Regions from separate parts of the Mus musculus genome. Here region 1 is linked to region 2. The links are chromatin loops, found by intact Hi-C in ENCODE. Cell type or tissue: heart. All regions are shown on one strand. Links, peaks and the distances in the headings refer to the core of each region. The heading gives the core; the rest is flanking DNA.

Region 1 (7,863 bases), core at 1,209-6,208, 53 kb after region 2:
CGCAGTATGCTGAAGCAAATTCCAAAAGCGGTGTGGACTTGGCTTTGCTATATAGTGTTGCTCTGAACCTGCCCTCCTCTGTGCTTAGCCATGCTTTGTCTTATCTCTTATTCATGCCATATATTATATTTCCCATAGGGTGTATTCTGACTTCTCTGTTGGAGGAGTGCTGTATAATTTATATGCATTATCTCATTTAATCTCCCAACAGCTTATAATAGAGCTGCCTGGGAGGGGTCGAGTGGTCAACCCAAGCTAGCATCTGGGATGGGAACAACAGTCTTAAGATGTCATGCCTAAGATTCTGCCCAGTCCCCTCTGTCCTTCCCTTTCTCAGCTTCTTGCACATCAAATCCCTACCTGCCTTCCATGGAGAGAGAAGATGGGGCTATCTGGAGAACATCTTTCCGTTCTACTTAAAAGTCTATGCATCTTCTCTCCTTTCTCACGCCATTGATTGCTGGTTTTCTCCCAACCTCTTCTGCCTCTCCTTATTTTGCTAACACTTTTCAGTGAGTCCTTTACACATTCTTTCTCCCGAGGACTGTGATGAAGTCCTGAAAGAAAACTCACCCTCCCTTGATCCAGTTCCCCTCAACTTAATTAGCGCTGGTGGCTCTCACCACTGTGGTTCTTAAACTTTGTGCTAGTCTCATCACCGATGTTTTGTTCTTTCTCTTTGGTGTGTAGAGAATGAGTGACAACATTCCTGGACTTTTCTCAGTACTCAGCCACGTTAGTGTTTGCCCTTGCTGTGTCCCAGGGTGGTTTCGTGGCTCCTTTGTTGGCCCCCACTGTATTTCCTCTTAAAGAGCTGAGTCCCCAATTTATATTTCCAGTTCTGACTAACCCCTCCCCAGAGCTTTTGTCATAAATGTCTGTTATAGCTCTGCTCCAGGACGTTGCCTTCGCCTAACCCCATCTTCAGTGACTCGAGGCTTCTCTCTTCATTGCATTCTGTGCTCTTAGTCTTCTGGTTTCACTCTCCCAAGGGGAAGCTCACTCTCCCAACCTGAGATCTTATCATCTTCTTGGCTTCCTTTCTTGTTTTCCACATCCAGGCAGGCATCAGTTTCTTTCCATCCGCATTGCCAACACCTTAGTGCATAGAAATTTTAAGATGGTACAAGACCTTATCACTCTCTCAAGTACCACAATAGTCTCTGGATTATGGTTGACTTCCTTTTGTGAAATAGCTAATTTGATCTTCCAGGTTAATTGTAAAACCACATTAAGCCTTCATTCTAAAACGTTTCCCTTACAGACATATAAACCCGGACTTTTAGGTAATCCCTGAAGTTTGACAAGCACCTTTCTTGCTCTTTGTCAGTTTGTCCTGCCTTTATTTTTAAAACTTCTCCTTCTTTCTGTGGCAGGAGACCTTTCTGTTACCTCCCCAGAATCTTGCTGTTGTTTCTAAGCTCCAGCTTGTATTCTAATGGCTTCCTTGTGAGTTTGGAGATTTAGCACAGTGATATGATTTGATACTGAGCACCCCTCAAAAAAAAAAAAAACACTAAAGGAAATCAATCTTCTGCCTATATTATTTATGTTGCGATATTTGTCTACCTTATAGTATTGTTTTATTATGTTTGTGTACATATTTATATAGACTTATGTATAGATTGTGTATATTGTGTGTAGATATGGCATACAAATATATGTTTTCTGTCTCTCTGTTAAGATAAAGGAAACCAGCTGGGCGTGGTGGCGCACGCCTGTAATCCCAGCACTCGGGAGGCAGAGGCAGGCAGATTTCTGAGTTTGAGGCCAGCCTGGTCTACAAAGTGAGTTCCAGGACAGCCTACAGGGCTACACAGAGAAACCCTGTCTCGAAAACAAGAAGAAGAAGAAGAAGAAGAAGAAGAAGAAGAAGAAGAAGAAGAAGAAGAAGAAGAAGAAGAAGAAGAAGAAGAAGAAGAAGAAGAAGAAGAAGAAGAAAAAGTAAACCATTGGCAACCAACCCAGTGCCTGCATAGTAGGCATTTGATAAAGACATGTTAATAGGGAGGCAGAAACTGGTTATCTCAAATAATGAGAAAACTTAACAAGACCATGTTCAACCACGAATTTTGTGGATACACGATATGGGTTGAGACCATATGGCTAAGATGTACTAACTGTATTCCTTTGTCAGAGCTGATTCATTTCTTGCTCCATGATTACGCATCGCTTCTCCTACTGGGGACTCCAGACATCAAATAGTCACAGGGAAGTACAAAAGCCACAGGGGCAGAAGAGCAGAACTTCTGGAAGTGGCCAGGTCCATACAGTAGCTAAAGATTTCAGCCCACTCCTAATGCCCAAGGCAGGAACAGTACTGAGGGCAGGAGAGCCAGGAAGGGAGGATGCTCTATCGGGAGGTCAGGAAGGCTGGCTCTGATGCTGTGTGATCCGTCCAGCAGATAGAAAGGCTCTGGTGGACTTACCCTTTCACCACCGTCATATCTGTCCCCATCAGTCACTATCCCTTTCCGCCTTGATTGCTCCTGACACCTCTAGTCTAAATGTCCAATCCCATCCCAACTTGTGCCTCATCCCCTCCTAACTATGAATCTTTCTCACACTCACACTTCAGTTTCACCTTCTGTCTGTGCTCCTCAGCCGCCCTTTCCTCTTCTTTTTAGCTAAGGTTCTGGAGAAGACCAGTGTGGCTTGAATGGAGTGTCTCCCATAGCTTCATTGTCTGACCACTCAGTCCTAGTTGGTGGTGTTGTGTGGGGAGGATTGTCAACTTTTCGTTGGTAGAGACTCGCTGGAGGAAAAGGCCCTCTGTGGCTGGGTGGGGTGCTTTGAGATTTTTCTAGCTGCCCGAATTCCACTGTGCTCTCTGCTTCTTGACTTGCCCAGATGTGAGCAAGCTGCCTCCTACCCCTGCCAGTGCTGAGAGCCACTAGGCTGCCATACTTAACCCACTGCGATGGACTGGGTCTCAAACTGTGAGACCTGTGAGCAAGCTGCCTCCTACCCCTGCCAGTGCTGAGAGCCACTAGGCTGCCATACCTAACCCACTGCGATGGACTGGGTCTCAAACTGTGAGACCTGTGAGCAAAAGCCTCCTCCCCTGCGCTTGCCACCGTGACGGTGCCAGATCCTCTAGAACAAGTCACAGACCGTTGTGAGCTGCCATGTAGGTGCTGGGAATTGAACTTGGGTCCCCTAGAAGAGCAGCCATTGCTTTTTAACCACTGAGCCATCTCTCCAGCCCCCTGTGTTGGCTTTTATTAGTGTTTTATCAAAGCAACAGAAAGCCAAACTAGAACACTATGCATCTCAATTTTCTTCCTCTTTCTTTTACTATGTAGCCCTGGCTGGCCTGCAACTTGATATGTAGGCTGACCTTGACCTCACAGGTATCTGCCTGCCTCACTGCTGGGATTAAAAGTGTGCATAACCAACTACCAACTGCTTCTCCCCTGATGCTGCCTTCTGCCATTACAATGCCCCTTCACTTAAAAAAAAATTTTTTTTTTTTTAAAAATTATGTGGGTATGTGCACACGAGTACAGATGCCCTACAAGGGCAGGGGCATCAGATCCTATGGAGCTGGAGTTACAAGTGCTTGTAAGCCACCCAGTAGGTGCTGGGAACTGAACTCAGATCCTCTGGACAATGCTGTTCATCAAACCTCTAACCACGTGGGCTCCTGTCTCACTGCTGCATTGCTAACATGGGCCACAGGGTCTGAAACACACCGTATCCTATAACGAATAAGAGGTTGAGACTTGTGGTTCATATCTAGAAAATCATAATATCAGTACAAATCATCGGGGAAATGCATTGCTAGTTCAGATAGCTTATTTTTGTTTCTGAGGTTAGCACGGCCCGATTCCTAACATGCGACTCTTTAGTGCCATCTAGTGGGATTAGCTTGTATGAAAATAGAAGCACCAATAACTTTGTTTAGCTCTTTATAATAAAAAAATTAAAATTGGGCTGAGACAGGGAAGGAAGGGGTTGAACAGGCTCCAGGACTCAGCAAGTTCTAGATAGTTTGGCTTATTTAAAAATTCACTGCTGAGCCAGGCATGGCACTTGCCAATAATCCCAGCCCTTGGGAAGTGGAGGCAGGAATAGCAGGTTCAAGGTCATTAAAGAAAGGAAGGAAAGAGGGAAGCAACGAAGGCAGGAATAGATTATGAGGTGATGTAATTATGAGAGACAACAGGCATTAAATAGTTCCCCGATACTGACTCTTGGTGATAAATGGGCAGCTTCCAACCTTGAGAAGGTGACAGTTAGACAGTTAGAATGATGTCAGTTTTCAAGCTCTCCATAGAGGCGAAGGCTGGACTCAAACTACACAAGGCATCGGCCCCACTGTAACTTACCTACCTGCTCTTGTAGAAAAAGTCTTCATGGTCTTATTTTTGACGTTTCACCCTTTGGATTTGACTTCTGTTGACTGGCAAGTGTCTGTCATGGTCCCCACATAGACTCCGGTTGACGCAGTCAGAAAGTGTCAGTCTCACACTGTGGACGCTTCATTTACACTCGCTCATGTCCTTCTGTGAACTCCCTTTATGTGGTCATCACACAGGAGCTCACTATTCATCTTTCTCGAGAATAAATATTTTTAAAAGGTATCTGGAAGATTATATATTTTCTTTTAACAACATGGATAAATGTGTTTTGATTATATTAGTTGCACATATCTTCCACATTAAAAAATATATAATTGACTAAAATGAATAATATAAGGAAAATAACAAATGCATTTAGAAGTCAGATTTCATATTATGTGTGGTGTCAATGCTTGTCATTAAAATTGAAGCCACAGTTCTGGAGTGCTCAAGCTGATGTGGTAAAGAATTGGTCACAAGGCTGGCGAGATGGCTCAGTGGTTAAGAGTGCCGACTGCTCTTCCAAAGGTCCCGAGTTCAAATCCCAGCAACCACATGGTGGCTCACAACCATCCCTAGTGAAATCTGATGCCCTCTTCTGGAGTGTCTGAAAACAGCTACAATGTACTTACATATAATAAATAAATAAATCTTAAAAAAACAAAAACAAAACAAAAAAAAAGAATTGGTCACAAAGCATACTTTGTGCTCCCAGTAAACACTGCTTTTTAACCTAACAAGCTGTTTTCCCTGTCAGGATTCCTTTAGTACTTGACTTTAGTAAACTCGACACTTTCTGAGGTTAATTTGGAAAATGTTGGGGTTGTTTGTTTGTTTGGTTGGTTTTTTTGTTTGTTTTTTGTTTTGTTTTTGTTTTTGTTTTTGTTTTTCGAGACAGGGTTTCTCTGTGTATCCTTGGCTGTCCTGGAACTCACTTTGTAGACCAGGCTGGCCTCGAACTCAGAAATCCATCTGCCTCTTCCTCCCAAGTGCTGGGATTAAAGACGTGTGCCACCATGCCCGGTGAAAATGTTGTTTTAAATTGGACCTTTGGTGTGGTCCACTTTTGCCCTGGTTAGTTTCATGGCTTGCTCCTTGTCAGGATGGCATGTCAATATGGGCAAAGACTAATTGAGAGACCTCCCATACTCACAGGTTGGCAGAATCGATAGTGTTAAGATGGCTGCCTTACCAAAAGCAATATAGTCAATGTAACACTCATAAAAACTCCAATGACATTCTTCACATAAAGAAAACATTTAATCCTAAAACTTGTGGAAGTACAAGAGATCTAAGCAGCTAAAGCAGTCCTGATTAAAAGGTGCAATTCCGGAGGCTGCACAAGTCTGCTACAGCCAAGTAACGAAAGCAGCATGGTACCACTGCAGACCCATACAGCGTAGATATAAGCCCATGTGGCTGCACCCGTCTGGCTCTTGACAAAGGAACCAAAACATTCATTGGAAAAAAAGGGCAGCGTTCTGCAACAGTGATATTAAGGAAGTTAGAGAGCAACACTAGGTCCTTATCTCTCACCCTGTTCAGAAACCAACTCAAATTGACATAGGGCCTGGATGTAAGACCTGGAACTCTGGAACTTCTTCCGGTTGTAGGTGTTAAGCAATGGCTTTCTGCATCGGGCTCCAGGAGTCCTGGAAGTAAGAGTAAGAACTGATAAAGATGCACTGGACTAAAAGGCTTCTCTACAGCAGAGGACAATGGCGTAAAGAGGCAGCCCACAGAATAAGAGGAAAATCCTCGCCGAGTATTAACCTAATGGGAGTCACGGCTATCATACATACAGACCTGAAAAGGAGGACAAGAGACCAATTCATTCAATCAATAAATGAGCAGTGGAAATGAGCACACTTTTAAGTGAAGATATACACGTGAACACGCACCTGTGTACAAGCTACATGCAAACACATGAACAATAGTCAACACCCTTAGCTATCAGGGAAATGCAGACCAACTACATCGAGGTTCTATCTCACCTCAGTCATCAAAAAGACAAACAAGCCAGGCAGTAGTGGTGCACACTATTAATCCCAGAACTCCAGAGAGGCAGGCAGATCTCTGTGAGTTCGAGGCCAACCTGGTCTACAGAGAGAGTTCCTGGACAGCAAGGTCTACACAGAGAAACTCTGTTCTGAACAAACAAGCAAAACAAATCAATAACAAACCAAAACAAAAAAAAATGAAAGAAAAGAAAAAAAAAAAAAAACCTTGTTCACTGCTAGTGGAAATGTAAATTAAATTAGTTCAGTCACTGTGGAAATCAGTATAGAGGCTCCTTGAGATATTTAATACAAAAGTTTCATATAATCCAACCATACTACTTCTGGGAATATGTCTCAAAAATAAAGAAGACAAACAAATAAAAACAAATATTGTATGCTTTCCCTTGTATGTAGAAGATAGGAAAAAAAAACAGATGAAAGCACTAGAGATGTGAGAAAGAAATGAGGGAAGAGCGGGAGGCAGGATAAAGAGTGACTAGAAGAGGCGACGAGGATCAAATTATGTATGCATGGAGGTGTCCTACTGGAAACCTACGCTCTGCAATCAATATAATCACTTGGGCTGGAGAGACGGTCTGATGGTGAAGAGCCCTTGCTGCTCTTCCAGAGAACGTGGATTTGGTTCCCAGCACCCACATGGCAGCTCACAGCCATCTGTAAAAAACAGTTCCAGGAGACCTGGCATTCTCTTGCTTCCAAGAGCACCAGGCACACACATAGTGAGCATACATATATGTAGGCAAAACATCAATATAAATAAAAATAAAATTTAAAAATATATTAATCTGTGCTAACATTATATGTTTCTTACTCTCCAGACAATACAGTACAGCAACCACTTAGCAGTTGCATGGTATATGTGATATTATTATATTATATTATAAATAATTTAGAAACAACTAAAACTACACAGGAGAATGAAATGCAAACTCTGTACACTCTAGACAAGGGGTTTTGGTTATGTGTAGCTCTTGGTATTTACAGAGCACCTTGGAAACAATTCTTCACCAAGGGATGAGTGAGTGAGTGTGTGTGTGTGTGTGTGTGTGTGTGTGTGTGTGTGTGTGTGTGTATATGTATGTATGTATGTGTATTATGTGTATGTGTATATATGCCTGTGTGCATATGTGAAAGGGTGGATGTACATGACTGTATGTGTGTATGCATATGTATAATATACATTTTTATTGAGAAAATGTGTTTGTTAAACAAGCCAACAATTTAGAAGAATATATATAACTCATTATGTAGGCTCAAGTCTGAAATCTGACATTTTTGTTAACATTTTTGTTTAAAATATTCACATATTGTTTGTTAAAATATTCATGTATTAGCCAGGCTATGGTGGTGCACACCTTTAATAACAGCATGAGGGAGGCAGAGGCAAGAAGATATTTGAGTTTGAGGCCAGCCTGATCTACAGAGTGGGTTTCAGAACAGCCAGAGCTACACAGAGAAAGCCTATCTTTAAAAAAACAAAATAAAATTCATATGTCCTA
Region 2 (7,863 bases), core at 1,824-6,823:
GATGTATGTGTGCACATATACATTATACACATCATACCATATACAAAAAAAATGTTCTAAATCCAGTTGGCAATGCAACTCTACACGTTAAAAAAAATGCACGACGATGAATTATATACAAGTAGGAAAAACTGCTCTGAACAACTCTTGGCATCATATTTTAAGAACAGTGAAATTTGGAATCTAACACTGCAAAATTTTGGTACAACAAAATCATTTGTCAGACTGAATGACAGTTCAGCTATAAACAGATTTTTGCCCACAGTAACATCTTGATTGTTCCTTAATCAAAGGACAGGTTTAAAACTCTCATATATCTGGAAGGCACCAAACAAAATGAAATCGAGTGAGCAGTAAGGATTTGTTAGCAAAAGGAATGAAACAGAAGTGGGCAGGCCTTCTGCTTGGTTTTCATGTTAATAGGCTGCCACCTAGTGGTTTCTTGTAAAATGGCTTTTACATTTGTTTTATTTAGTCTTATAATTTGTTAAGCATGCCACTGCAAACACCTAGATGTTTGATGAAATGCAAGTGAACTATCTGAGTCACTGAATATATTTTAAAATTTAAAATTTTTGCCTGGCAGTGGTGGCATATGGTTTCCATCCTAGCACTTAGGAGGCAGAAGCTGGTTGATCTGAGTTCAAGGACAGCCTGGTCTACAGGGTTAGTTCTAGGGCAATCAGGGCTACAAAATGAACCCCTGCCTCAAAAAAACCAAAATTAATAATAATAATTATAATTATAATAATTTTAGCACACTATTTTTTGAGACGATATCCTACACATCTAGCTGTGTAACTCAGGCTAGCTTGGTCTCTCTATGTAGTTTGCCTTTAACTCAAGGCAATCCTCCTTCATGCTGGGGTTACAGGTGTGAGCCACCAGACCTGACTATGTTAAATCTTTAAACCTAGGAATAAAGAACGCGTGTTGCTAGGGTAGTTGTGAGCACTAAATAACAGCCCTCATCTTACAACACACCTCAGAGAAAGCTGAGATTTGACAACTTCCCTTCTCAGAATGTGCTGCAGGGCAAAGATCTGTCACATGCCAGTTAGAATGAGGCTCTCCGTTTGCAACAATCAAAATGCCCGAGAGTTTCAGAAAATCGGGTGCTGGATGGGGTGGTACTCAGTGATTCAGTACTAACTTAGCATGCTCAAGGCATCCTGGCACTGTCTCCTCACCCCTACCCCACAGAATAGGATACTTAGAACTGACAGCTGGCTAGAAACCCTCATATACAATAAATGAGACTTGCAGAGCTACTAGAATCTGACAACTGGCTTGAATTTTAAATTGCTGGATACTTTTAAAAATGATGCTGACAGGGGTGTTAAGGGGTTAGTGTCGGAGCGCACCCTCTCACCTCTAAGGAGTGCCCAATGAGGCTGACGTGTGTCAGCCAGCATGGTGCTGAGTATACTTGCTTTCAATTCCTCAATAACTAACATGAGTGTATTGTCCTGGATTCACAGATTAGGAAACCCATCTGCTTCAGGGTCACCACCGATTGTGAGTAAAGTGTGTCTACTACCAAGTTCTTCAGCCACTAGGCTATTTACTCAGCATGTTGGTATGCCTACCATTTACTTTCCACACGGAAGCTTCCAGCACCACTTACAGAGATGGCTCAGCGGTTAAGAGCACTAAATGCTCTTCTAGAGGTCCTGAGTTCAAATCCCAGCAACCACATGGTGGCTCACAACCATCCGTAATGAGATCTGATGCCCTCTTCTGGGGTGTCTGAAGACAGCAACAGTGTACTCATATAAATACATCTTTGGGCCAGAGCCAGCCAGGCTGGAGTGAGAGAAGTGTCTGAAGACAGCTACAGTATACTTACATATAATAAATAAATAAATCTTAAAAGAAAACAAGCAAACAAAAAACCCCAGCTCTCTTGAGACCCAATTTAGTTCTCATAAAAGTCACCTATTCTAAATCAAGCATGGAGATGCATGCCTATAAACTCATCATATAGGAAGCTGAGGCAGGAGAATTGTATTTTGAAAGTCAGCCTGGGAAACATACCCAGTTCAAGACCAGGTTGAGTTAATCCTAAGACTCTATCTCTAAACAAACAAACATAGCTTTTTTTTAGTTCAAGTGCAGTCACTGTCACAATCCAGCTACAAATTCCAACATAAACTGTGTTTAGGCCAGCCCATAAGTCAATAATTTCTATTGTTAACTTGTACATTTAAAACATCTAGATTTAGGATTTACTCAAACATTTGTTCTGAGTATGACAAGGCTATTAAGAAACCCAAAACTTACATCCTCTGCTTCATTCCAAATAGAAATTTATATACAGTTCATTCTCAGAGGTCTCTCCAGATGTTTTCAGGCTAAGAACATATATGAACTATATATGCACAAAACCTGTACTTGCTTGGCTGTCCCACTGGTCCAAAACCACCCCTGTTAATATGATCCGGGGTCTAAACGTTTTTATTTAGCACATCCTAGATTTCTAGAAGGAACATTTTTCCTTGCTGTATGTTATCTGTGTCCATTTTTACTTACTGGATGTGTGCAAGGCGGCTGAGCAGCTTCAGAGGAAATGGTGTCTGGAATGACGCATTTGAGACCTGGACTTTGTCTAGTCTCAAAGTCATCTTGTGCAGGAAAGAACCTGTAACCTGGGGCTGGAGAAATGCCTCCGAGATTAAGAGCTCTTGCTGTATGAGTTCAAATCCCAGCAACCACATGGTGGCTCATAACCACCTATAATGAGATCTGGTGCCCTCTTCTGGCCTGTAGGCATACATGGAAAAGAGGGAGATATATATCTATCTATATCTATATCTATATAGAGAGATATCACCAGACTTTTGGGTACTTTGTGAATTTTTTAAAATTCCACTCTTTTCCACCCCTCTCCTTTCCACCCCCTAACACTAGGTAGAAAAGACAAAAGGGCAGAGGGGGAAAGGGGTGACATTATTGTTAGACAACTTCCTGCTGATTAGGGGCGTCGAGTTTCTTGGGGCAAGTTTGAGCTTCTTCACCATCATATCTAATTTCTTCTTTTCATCTCTTTGCACACAACTGCTTAACAAATCACAGTCAACAGCATCCAACCGCTGAGCAGCCAATCAGTTCCTAGTATCAGGCCCTAGTATTTATATACCCTCTGAAGAGTCCCCAGAATTCCACACACTCTCAGAAACCATCTGCAGCTGGCAAAACCACACCCCTGTTAGAGCATGAGGCAAATTACAGTCAGCTGCTGTGGACAATCTGAAGCAGCCCCACCTGGGGTTAAAACAAACAAACAAACAAACAAAACATTCTTTATATTTCTGTGTTTTTTTAAAGAAACCAAAATTCTCACTACAAGAATCACCGTGGTCCTCTTTCCCCAAACCTTAGTGTTTGTGGTCTCCACCTCCTCAGATGGTATCCACTTCACATGCATATAATACAGATCTTGGAATTGCAATCTAGGAATAAAGAAAATCTGTTTGTATAAACTTTCACTGGAGAACTGGGGTGGGGCGTGCCACACTGCGTGCACTTGGAAATTCATCTCTCTCTCAAGCTCTCCGGGGTTTGCTGCTGACTCCATTCATCTTGACATTTATATACTATTTTATATTTATTTAAGCATTAGGTAGAGGCTAGTTCAGCTTCTTCCACTCAGTAAGCCCCTTGTGGTTAGAACAGTTGCTTTAAATGTATGCATTAAATGAACTTTATATTTCTCAAACACCTACTCCTCTTGGGACACCAAAAAAGCTATTTAGTAAGAACTGCTTAATTCATAAATGATACCTCGGGACTGTCTGGACTCTGAACTCCTAAAACATTTACAGCCTCCATATAGCCCAGACTTCTTAGACATTGCAGCTTTTCTGTCCTCATAGCAGTTGTGTGTGCCACTCCAAGACACATGATCTTCAACTGCTGAAATATGAAGTCATGGCTATTGCAGCCAAGCTCCGATAGTCATTCCTCACCTTCTGCTCACTGAAAGAATCCATTACAAGTTCTTTCCTTTCCTTTTCTTTCTTTTTTTTTTTCTTTTTGGTTTTTCGAGACAGGGTTTCTCTGTGTAGCCCTGGCTGTCCTGGAACTCACTTTGTAGACCAGACTGGCATTGAACTCAGAAATCTGCCTGCCTCTGCCTTCCAAGTGCTGGGATTAAAGGCGTGCGCCACCATGCGTCACTCTCGGTTTTTTAAAAGTACAAATGCAAAATAAGTTCAAAAGGTTTGACAATGCAAAACACACAATGTAAAATTAGTAAGCACGCAAGGTCTTGTATTGCCCTCAGGTTCTTCTCTCAGACCCAGGGCGTCCACACCAGGCGGTCCTTAGAACCTCACCAGGGGAAGGCAGCCTAAGACTCAAAGAGCGCGGAACCTGGAACTGAGATCTGTGCAGATGTTCAATCTTTGGTGACCCCGTGGACGCCCTGCACTCATTTAAAGGTTGCCCGGGGTCCTAAGGGAGTCTTTGTGCTTATTACAGACTATGCAGTAGATTCCCAAAGTTTTAAGGGATGCTCCCGCCTTTTGGCCGCCTCAAGTTGAAGTGTTCCCGCCCACAGTGGCTGCTTCCCGAGCAGGCAAGCGGCTCTGGCTCCCTCTGGGTCTAGTGGTTCCTCTGGAGTCTCCCAAGCTCAGCCTCGTCCACTTCTCTCCAAGTCCTGCTTTCCCCAAGCCAGGGAGCATGCCGGCGTCCTCACTGGAGCTCAGCCACGCCTCCTCACTCCAAGTTTGATTTCAGAGCGCGCCAAGCCTGAGGGAGACTGTAATTGGTTGAAAGTGAGAGACTCTCCCGCTTGATTGGTGGAGTGTTGTGGTGGGCGGGACGGGGCGGAGTCAAAGACGGAAACCCGGCGGGCCAGGGCTTCCTGGCTGCGGTATGGACCTGGTTAAGTGTCCGGAGCACGGTAAGGCCTCAGTCTCGGGATTTCCCTCCCGGGGACTGTGGGACTGGCTTGGAGTGGCCGATGCTGACCTTCTTGTTTCCTCAGGGGACGCCTGCTTCTTAAAGACCGGCGTCCGCGATGGCCCGAATAAGGGAAAGAGCTTCTACGTGTGCCGGACGAACACATGCGGCTTCGTGCAGGCCACCGAGTGAGTCTCCAGCCCGGCCCGGTTACACGGAGTGACCCAGCCTGGTCACTTCAGCTGCCTTGGGACGCGGACTCACCCACACTCCGATCCTTCTAGAGTCTGCTTCAAGTTTCTAGGCACCTGTCTGGCCTTACTTAGCCACTCCCCTTTGCCCCGGCATCCTTTCTGCTCCCTCTAAAAAGTGTAAACAAACAGTGGACATGGGAATTAATTTGCTAGTCTTGTACCAATTTTAGGTCGCCATTTAAATTTTACGTTTAAGGTTAAAACATGTTAATTAGACACAAGCTTTTCTCCTTCATCTAGTGGCATGACGTTAACAACCCAGAGAGAGCCAGAGTCTTTAGGGCAGTGTTTCTCAACCTGCGGGTCACGACCTTCAGGATCTAAGGACGCTTTCACAGGGGTTGCATTTCAGTTATCCTGCAAATCAGATATTTTTACATTGCGATTCAAAACGGCAAAAATTACAGTTATAAAGTAGCAATGGGAATGATTTTATGATTGGGGTCACCATAACTGTTGTAACGGGTATTAGGAAGGTTGAGAACCGCTGCTGTAGGGAGTTAGTGCTGAAAGAAACATCAGAGGTTGATGTGGATCGCAGGTTCTGCAGATGTGAAAGCTGAGACCTAGAAACCTCAAGCATCTTGTCTAAAGTGAGGAAAGTCAAGTGTGACAATCTTTTTTTTTTTTTTTTTTTTTCCCAGACAGGGTTTCTCTGTATAGCCCTGGCTGTCCTGGAACTCACTCTGTAGACCAGGCTGGCCTCGAACTCAGAAATCCGCCTGCCTCTGCCTCCCAAGTGCTGGGATTAAAGTCGTGCGCCACCACCGCCCGGCAAGTGTGACAATCTTAACATACCGGGTGTTGACATTCTCGAAGTGAAATTACACTGTGGTGTCATTTAACATTTCTCCCTGCTCTCTATTCAGCTGGACTTTGTAGAGCATGGTTATTTTTTTTTCAGTATCATAGCTATACTAATATACTAATGAATATTAGTAATATACTAATGAATAGTAGTACTGGAATAACTTGTATGATTTGTGTCTCCACTTTGTACCAGAATTTACTATTTATTTCTAGAAATATTATATAGATAATGTTTCTAAATATACTGAGATTTGGTACCCTGCTCAAATGTTTTAAGACACATGTGTGCTCATGTTTATAGGAATTGTGCATCAATGTTGGTCTTAGGTTTGTTTCAACATTAAAAGAAATGTTCTTGTGGACTGGAGAGATGGGCCAACCTTTAAGAGCACTGGCTGTTCTTCCAGAGGCCCTAGCTTCAATTTCCAGCACCCACTTAGGGGCTGTCAAATGTCTATAACTTCAGTTCCAGGGGATCGGGTGCCCACTTCTGGCCTCTGAAGGCCCAGCATGTACTTGGTGTATAGACACACATGCAGGCAAAATATCCCTAAACATAAAATAGAAATAAATCAATCTTGAAAAAGAGAGTGAAGATTCTTAAACAGTGTGTCACTTACATGGCTACACTGCAATACAGACTAGTACAGTACTTTCACTCGAGGCTTGCAGTGTGTCTGAGGAGCAGACTGCAGACAGTTTTACAAGTCACGGGAGAATGCTTTAGACCTTCACTCAAACCTGTTCACATATTTTTCTTCTATAAGTAATAAGGAGGGACATTTAAGATTTTATGCCAGGCAAGCAGCACATGAGTAAGTTATTGTAAGAGGGAGACACGTGAGTAACAGCACGTGGCACCTAATAGGGTATTAATGGATAAAGGGTAATGGGAGAACCTGAGGAGAAGTCACAGCAGGCCTGCCCTATAGCCTGCCTTAGACTATAAGCCATCCCTGGGAGGGTTGCAATGTGGGCATCATAGGACAGTCAGGAAGAAAAAAATACAGAGTGAGTTCCAGGACAGCCAGGGCTACACAGAGAAACCCTGTCTCAAACAACCAAAATAATAACAATAATAATAATTATGGCCATGCTTTGGTTTAGAAAGTGAGAAGAGGGAAAGACTATGGATCCTTTCCTCAGGAAGCCACACAGGTAACCAACCATCTGTGGGACTTACAAACCCAGGACACCTTGGTGTAACATCTGTGGCTGGGCTGGGTGTGGTGGCACACACCTGTGATCCTAGGACTCAAGAGGCAGAAGAAGGATTGCTGCAAGTCTGAGGCCACACTGGTCTAGGTAGTGACTCCCAGGCCAGCCAGGGCTACTCAGTGAGACTCTGTCTCCAAATATGTAAATAAAAATAAAAATTCAAGCTTGGATTTGACTTCAGACTGTTGACCTCTCTCTATTTCTTGTCTTCTAATAAAGTTATTTTATTGTATTCTTCTCTTCTAGTATTCCTGTTTCTCACTGTTTATTGCATGAGGAGTTTGTGGTCGAGCTTCAGGGTTTGTTTCTACCACAGGACAAGAAAGAATGGAGGTGAGTGTCCAGAGGAACCCCCCCCCACACACACACACATATCCACACATACACACACACACCCCCAATCTTGAAAGAGTTACAGTCATAGTTTTTTTTGTTTGTTTGTTTTTAATTTTTTAAAAATAAGGGATTTTGTTCTTTAAAGGTCATTACTGAAACCCTTTGTTGTACATGCTGATCATCATCTAGCTACCTTGTTGGCAATTCCAAACCTGTGGGTCTCGGGTCTTGACCCTTTCACAGGGGTCACATATCAGATATTTACATTATGATTCATAACAGTAGCACAATTACAGTTATGAAGTATCAACAAAAATAATTTTATGATTGAGGTTATCTC

What was found. Hi-C counts contacts between places; a loop is a spot of excess contacts. Peaks named below come from ENCODE experiments on the same cell type or tissue, not always from the same donor. Only the 100,000 strongest peaks of a DNase experiment are listed, where the experiment ranks them.
Region 1: it touches region 2 in a loop (5-fold over the local background); 4 of 42 quality-filtered maps call a loop at or near these places.

The regions. Positions count from the first base shown.
Region 1 is chr3:100,912,942-100,920,804 of GRCm38, reverse strand. It overlaps Gm40108 (a long non-coding RNA gene), which reads right to left. Exons shown (of 3, transcript XR_867505.1): 3 at 5,585-5,995. Among named protein-coding and RNA genes, the nearest start is that of Trim45, 5.6 kb to the left of the region's middle. In heart, for the core only: a CTCF peak has its summit at 3,860 (motif pointing left); no DNase peak of the experiment used is centred there.
Region 2 is chr3:100,966,663-100,974,525 of GRCm38, reverse strand. It overlaps Ttf2 (transcription termination factor, RNA polymerase II), which reads left to right and starts at 4,863. Exons shown (of 23, transcript NM_001013026.2): 1 at 4,863-4,906; 2 at 4,991-5,093; 3 at 7,434-7,520. The coding sequence starts at 4,879. In heart, for the core only: a CTCF peak has its summit at 2,750 (motif pointing left); a DNase peak (open chromatin) is centred at 4,785; H3K4me3 peaks cover 1,501 bases; H3K27ac peaks cover 1,272 bases.